2 separate regions of the Homo sapiens genome follow, and region 2 is linked to region 1. The links are chromatin contacts, found by Hi-C or POLR2A ChIA-PET in ENCODE. All regions are on one chromosome and are shown on one strand. The core of a region is the stretch at or near the end of the contact, and the rest is flanking DNA. Distances in the headings are between cores, read along the strand shown.

Evidence for each region. A loop is a pair of places that touch in the nucleus more often than their neighbours do. ChIA-PET counts read pairs that join two places held with the same protein, here RNA polymerase II (POLR2A).
Region 2: POLR2A ChIA-PET joins it to region 1 with 11 read pairs in WTC11. The contact joins the promoter of CCER2 here to the enhancer-like site in region 1. A Hi-C loop is called at or near these places in 4 of 168 maps with a recorded cell type or tissue (HL-60/S4, heart left ventricle and natural killer cell). POLR2A ChIA-PET finds 5 or more read pairs at or near these places in 33 of 52 experiments (A549, A673, B cell and 26 more).

The regions. Positions count from the first base shown.
Region 1 is chr19:38,861,057-38,864,267 of GRCh38, forward strand. No RefSeq gene overlaps it. Among named protein-coding and RNA genes, the nearest start is that of HNRNPL, 13 kb to the left of the region's middle. Within about 2 kb of position 1,680, at least 15 of the 41 ENCODE cell types and tissues checked have a DNase peak (open chromatin) inside an H3K27ac peak, as active enhancers do; they include PC-9, where a contact is called at or near this core.
Region 2 is chr19:38,910,549-38,913,989 of GRCh38, forward strand. It overlaps CCER2 (coiled-coil glutamate rich protein 2), which reads right to left and starts at 1,638. Exons shown (of 5, transcript NM_001243212.2): 1 at 1,550-1,638; 2 at 1,264-1,304; 3 at 1,018-1,105; 4 at 15-535. The coding sequence starts at 1,610. RefSeq lists enhancers at 1,238-1,864, 1,865-2,489.

The DNA.
Region 1 (3,211 bases), core at 430-2,929:
AGCTTCAATCAGGTCTAACTGATATGTGAGAAACCAGACCTTTAAAGTGTACAATTGATGAGTTTTAACTTACATATACACCTGGGAAACCATCACCACAAATCAAGATAGTGACCACAAGGTAAAAACAGTATTCATCATCCCCAGGAAGTGTTTTTGTTTTTTTGTTTTTTGTTTTTTATTTTTTTTTTTGAGATAGTCTTGCTCTGCTATCCAGGCTGAAGTCCAGTGGTGTGATTATAGCTCACTGTGGCTTACTCCCAAGTAGCTGGGACTACAGGTTCCTGCCACCCCATGGCCATTTTATATATATATATATATAATATATATGTATATAAAATATATATATAGTTATATATATACACACTATATATACTATATATTATATATAATAGTTATATATACCATATATTATATATACTATATTATATATAGTATATCATATATAGCATATATTATATATACTATATTATATAGTATCTCATATATAGCATATAATATATACTATATTATATATAGCATATCATATATAGTATATATAATATATACTATATTATATATAGTGTATAATATATACTATATTATATATATATTATATATATAAATATAATTGGGTTTTTTTTTGTTTGTTTTTTTGGTAGAGATGGGGTCTTGCTACGTTACCTCGGCTGATCTCAAACTCCGGGCCTCAGGCAATCCTCCTGCCTCAGCCTCCCAAAATGCTGGGATTACAGTAGTGAGCTACCACACCCACAGAAGTTTTCTTTTCGTTTTTGAGACGGAATTTTGCTCTGTCGCCCAGGCTGGAGTGCAGTGGCATGATCTCAGCTCACTGCAGCCTCCACCTCCTGGGTTCAAGCAATTCTCCTGCCTCGGCCTCCCTAGTAGCTGGGATTACAGACATGCACCACCATGCCCAGCTAATTTTTTTTTTTTTTTTTTTTTGAGATGGAGTTTTGCTCTTGTTGCCCAGGCTGGAGTGCAATGGTGTGATCTCGGCTCACTGCAACCTCCATCTCCCAGGTTCAAGCGATTCTCCTGTCTCAGCCTCCTGAGTAGCTGGGATTACAGGCATGTGCCACCATGCTTGGCTAAATTTTTTTGTATTTTTAGTAGAGACGGGGTTTCTCCATGTTGATTAGGCTGGTCTTGAACTCCTGACTTCAGGTGATCTGCCTGCCTTGGTCTCCCAAAGTGCTGGGATTGCAGGCATGAGCCACCACACCCAGCCGCTAATTTTTATATTTTTAGTAGAGACAGGGTTTCAACATGTTGCCCAGGCTGGTCTTGAATTCCTGACCTCAAGTGATCCCCCTGCCTTGGCCTCCCAAAGTGCTGGGATGGGTGTGAACCACCACGCCTGCAGAAGTTTTCTTGAGCCTCCTTGTAAACCCTCTGTTTTTCACTGTCCCCCGCCCAGTGTTACAGACCACAAGTTCTTGGGATCTGAATGCAACTGAAATTGACTTGAGGCCAAAACAGTTTTCCCAGACAAGACTTCATTGGAGTTTATGCCTGGGTATGAGGGAGACAGCACAAGAGAAAGAGAGCAAATTTGCTGGCTGACTCTTGGAAAAGAGCCAGTAGGGCTTTTTTATTAGGCAAAGCTCTGGAATTGACATTAGCGGGAGGATATACAGGCTGAGCTGGGCAAAACATGTGAGGAGTAGAGCACTCATGAGGACACTTGTCTGGCTGCGATGGTTATCTTGAGTAATGGGCCACATGGTGTTCTGGCAGGTGCAACAAGGCTGTAAATCAATTGTTCAGCTTTCCTTCCGGAGCTGGGACACTCACACCCTCGGTTACTTCCTAAGGCCAGTTCCTGAAATTCTTTTTTTTTCTTTTGTTTGAGACAGAGTCTTGGTCTGTTGTGCCCAGGCTGGAGTGCGGTGGTGCTATCTTGGCTCACTGCAACCTCCTTCTCCCAGGTTCAAGTGATCCTCCTGACTCAACCTCCCGAGTAGCTGGGATTACAGGCGCCTGCTACCACGCCCAGCTAATTTTTATATTTTTAGTAGAGATGGGGTTTCACCATGTTGGCCACGCTAGTCTCGAACTCCTGACCTCAAGTGAGCCACCCGCCTCGGCCTCCCAAAGTGCTGGGATTACAGGCGTGAGCTACCGCGCCCGGTCTCGCTATTGATTCTTTTTGCTTCCACGGACAACTTTTTATTTCCTATCTTCCATCTGTGAGGGCGTTCAGGACTTTTGGGCCTTTGTGAGTAAACAGTCAACTCTGTGGAGCGGAGACCCTAGAGAATATGGCCAGAGAGAAATGTGAGCTGTACTCCATTGGCAGCTAGCAAAACTTTCCTTTCTTTGAGCTGTCTTTGCAGTGGTTCTAGATCTTGGGAGGACGGCTGTAGATGCCCTGCATCCTTGGTTAAGTCATAACCTTGGTTAAGGCTTATAGGTTTCACTTGGGAGAGTACCTGTGGTGAAGAAGTTCACAAGCCAGGAATACCAGCTGTTTGTCCCAACTAAAAGCTGGTAATACGGCTGGGCACTGTGGCTCTCACGCCTGTAATCCCAGCACTTTGGGAGGCCAAGGCGGGTGGATCACCTGAGGTCTGGAGTTCGAGACCAGCCTGACCAATATGGTGAAACTCTATGTCTACTAAAAATACAAAAATTAGCCGGACATGGTGGTGTCTGCCTGTAGTCCCAGCTACTTGGGAGGCTGAGACAAAAGAATTGTTTGAACCCAGGAGGCGGAGGTTGCAGTGAGCTGAGATTGCACCACTGCACTCCAGCCTGGGCAACAGACAGACACTCCATCTCAAAAATAAAATAAATAAATAAATAAATTTATTTATTTTAATAAGAAATTTAATCTGGTAATAAGAAATTTAAGAGTAGTTATTTTAAAGAGCTTTATAGTTAGAAGTCAGCTTAATCAAAAGCTAATATCCAAGTTTTTTTTTTTTTTTTTTTTTTTTTTTTTAAGACTGAGTCTTGCTTGTCACCCAGGCTGGAGCGCAGTAACACGATCTCGGCTCACTGCAACCTCTGCCTCCTGGGTTCAATGAAGCCATTCTCCTGCCTCAGCCTCCCCAGTAGCTGGGATTACAAGGGTGCACCACCACGCCCAGCTAATTTTTGTATTTTTAGTGGAGACGGGGTTTCACCATGTTGGCCAGGCTGGTTTCGAACTCCTGACCTCGCGATCTGCCCGCCTCGGCCTCCCAAAGTGCTAGGATTACAGGCG
Region 2 (3,441 bases), core at 388-2,887, 49 kb after region 1:
ATCCCCCTACTCACCTCCCTCTCCGAAGCCTCCTCCTTCTCCTGCCTGGGCTCAGCCTCTGGCTGGTGGTGGTGGTGGTGGTGGTGGGGCAAGTCCTCGCGCCTCTCTCCTCCGCCTCTCTCGGCCCCCTGCCACAGGCTGCGGTCCCCGCCCAGCACCCGCACCCCCTTCTCCTCTGCCTGGAACTGGGCCGTCTCTTTGTCACTGGCCTTCTCTGCCACCCGCTTCTGGAGGTCCCCTCCATTCTCTAGATGCCGCTGCCACAGGTCCTCAAAGGTCTCCATGGGCCCCCTCTTCCTCTCCTCCTTCTCCTCCTCCTCGTCCTCCTCCTGGTGGAGCTGGCGATGCCCTTGCATGCGGATGGCTTGTTCCTGGACCTCAGACTTGTGGGTCCTCTCTGCTACCTCCTCCTCTTCCTCATCCCTCACCTCCTGGCTGGACCTCATCTTCCCAGCCTCCTGCTTCTTGAAATCCCCAAGCAGCAGGCCTTTCTCCTCGGTGGACGCACAGCCGTGGGGCTCTGTCCCGCACAACTCTGGCAGAAAGGGAAAGGACACTCTCTAAGCATCCAATTGGGAAACTGAGGCCGAGTATGGAGGCTCACGCCTGTAATCTCAGCACTTTGGGAGGCCGTGGCGGCCGATCACCTGAGGTCAGGAGTTTGAATTGGGAAACTGAGGCCTTGAGGAGTTCTGGGCCCTGCCGAAGGTCTCACAGGGGGGCTGCCCAGACTACAGGGGGAGGGTCCTATTTCATCCCACCTGGGAGGGGATGTTCCCTGCCCCATCTGGCCCCTCTGCAGGGAACCACAAGGGTGTTGCTGGTGGCCAGGCTCTGTCAGGTGTGAATGCTGGGCAGTGCCCCGCTGGTCCAGGCAACAGGGCTCTGGGAATGAGGACCTCTTCCTCCAGGTAGCCTGGGTGGGAGAGCATGTGGGCACCTGGGCAGGACCCTGGGTGGGGTAGGGTAGGGTCCCATGGGGTTGTGGAGGGCAAGTGGGGCCCGGGGCCTCCTTACCCTTGTGGAGAAGAGCAGTGCAGGGTCCTCTCTGGACCTGGCCCACGGTCAGCACCTCTGTGACCACCTCTGCCAGACAGCGGGTCAGCTGGGGGGCAGGGGTGCCGGGTCAGAGGGGAGGTTGAGGGCAGGGGAGATGGGGAGGAGAGCAGCTGGTTTGAGGGCAATGAGGATCATGGGGCAGGCTGTGCAGGGAGGGCAGGGCCCCAGCTAGGTGAGGCAGGGCAAGGCCTCCACACTCCTCACCTCCTCCTTGGAGGGTCTCGGTGCCAAGGGAGCAGCGGTGGCTGTGGAGAAAGGAGATGGCACTGGGCTTTGCCGCCCTGGCTGCTGTCCCCGGTACCGACCCCAGCTCCATGGGCGTCCCGGTCCCCACACATCCCCTCCCCATCCCACCCGGCGGGTGTACTGTCCCCCGCTGGAGGCTCGGCCCCTGAAGCCTCTCCACTGGGTGCACTGCCTGCCCCCTCCCACTGGAGTCCCCGCTCCCCGGCCCCTGGCAGGTCCCGCACTCGGCAGGTCCCGCACTCACCCGCCCCCAGCAGGAGCAGCCGCAGCAGCAGCAGCTCAGAGGCTGGCCCTCGGGGCGGCATGGTGGGCGTCCAACGGGTCCAAGGCGCTGTGCGGGCCAGGGTTGCAGCGCCTTATAACCCACGCGGGGACCCTGCAGGGGAGGAAATGATGTCACCCCCGCCCCCTCCCCGCCCGCGGCGGGGCGACATCTGCGGGGCGGCTGCCTGCCTGAGACCCTCAATTATTCATGAGGCCTCCGCCCTGCACGCGCTCCCCTCGAGGCTTCAGGCCAGGAGCTCAGCGCAGATGGTGGAGGCCTCCCTTTTTTCGTTTTTTTGAGACACGGTCTGGCTCTGTCACCCAGGCTGGAGTGCAGTGGCGCCATCACAGCTCACTGCAGGCTCCTGAACACACTTGATCCTCCCACCTCAGCCTCCCGAGTAGCTGGGACCACAGGCGTGTACCACCATATCTGGCTAATAATGTTTATTTTTTGTAGAGGCAGGGTCTCACTTTGTTGGCCAGGTTGGTCTCAGACTCCTGGGCTCAAGTGATCCTCTCGTCTGGGCCTCCCAAAGTGCTGGGATTACAGGCCTGAGGTGCCACACCTGGCCTGGGGGGATCTCTTCCCAGAGCAGCAGGGTCTGGTACACTCGCCCTCCACGCTGGCAGGTGGACCGGGGTGGGAACCCAGAAGCAGCCACTCACAGATGGTCCCCAGGCAACTCCTTCCCTTCCTGGGCCTGTTTTCTCACAGGGTCTTGTTACAGGCTGGAGTGCAGTGCCTCAAACTCTCACACAAGGGATCCTCCTGCCTCAGCCTCCAGATCAGTTGGGACTGCAGGCTTGCATTATCATGCCACAGTAATTTTTTTCATTTTTTGTAGAGAGGGGTTCTTGCTATGTTGCCTAGACTGGTCTGAAACTCCTGACCTCAAATGATCCGCCCACTTGGGCCTCCTGAAGTGCTGGGACTACAGGCGTGGGTGAGCCACTATGCTTGGCTGAGAGTGGGTCTCATAAACCCGCTTCCTCAGAGGCTGCAGTTGGCTTCTGGCCTAAGCCCCAGCTCCACCACGTGCCAGCTGTGCAGCCCAGGATAACCGCTTAACTTCTCTAAGACCTGTTTCCTCACTGTAAATAGGGTTGGTGACAACCTACTCTACAGTTGGACAGTGAGGATTAAATAGTTGTGTGTACAGTGTTTAGGGAAGTGCCTGGTACTGGGAACGGCACACGTCCAAGCATCTTCAGTGCAGTAATTTTTGTTGAGCATCTACTACATGCCAGGTCCTCTTTTAGACCTGAGGCTACAGCCCTGAGCCAATGGGTGGATACCTCTGCCCTCCTGGAGCTGGTATTTGACACACATCAATACATATTAAGGAAAGAAGGCAGAAATGCATCAAAAATATAGTATCTCAGGCTGGGCGTGGTGGCTCATGCCTGTAATCCCAGCACTTTGGGAGGCCAAGGCAGGTGCATTACCTGAGGTCAGGAGTTCAAGACCAGCCTGGTCAACATGGCGAAACCCTGCCTCTACTAAAAATACAAAAAATTAGCCGGACATGGTGGCACCTCCCTGTAATCCCAGCTATGCGGGAGGCTGAGGCAAAAGAATCTCTCAGAGGTTGCAGTGAGCCGAGATCACACCACTGCACTCCAGCCTGGGACAGTGAGACTCCATCTCAAAAAAAAAAAAAAAAAAAAAAAAAAGTATCTCAGATGTAGGTACTGAGTGCTGGGGGGGTTTTACTGTGGTCACGGAAGACTTCTTGGAAGAGGTGACATTTGAGCTAAGGCCTGAGTGACAAGATGGAGGCCAGCACACACCATCTAGGGGAGAGACAGCCAGAGAGGGAGACTCACCAATGTAAGTGCACGAGTCAGGAAGGAGTTTGGAGAGTTTCA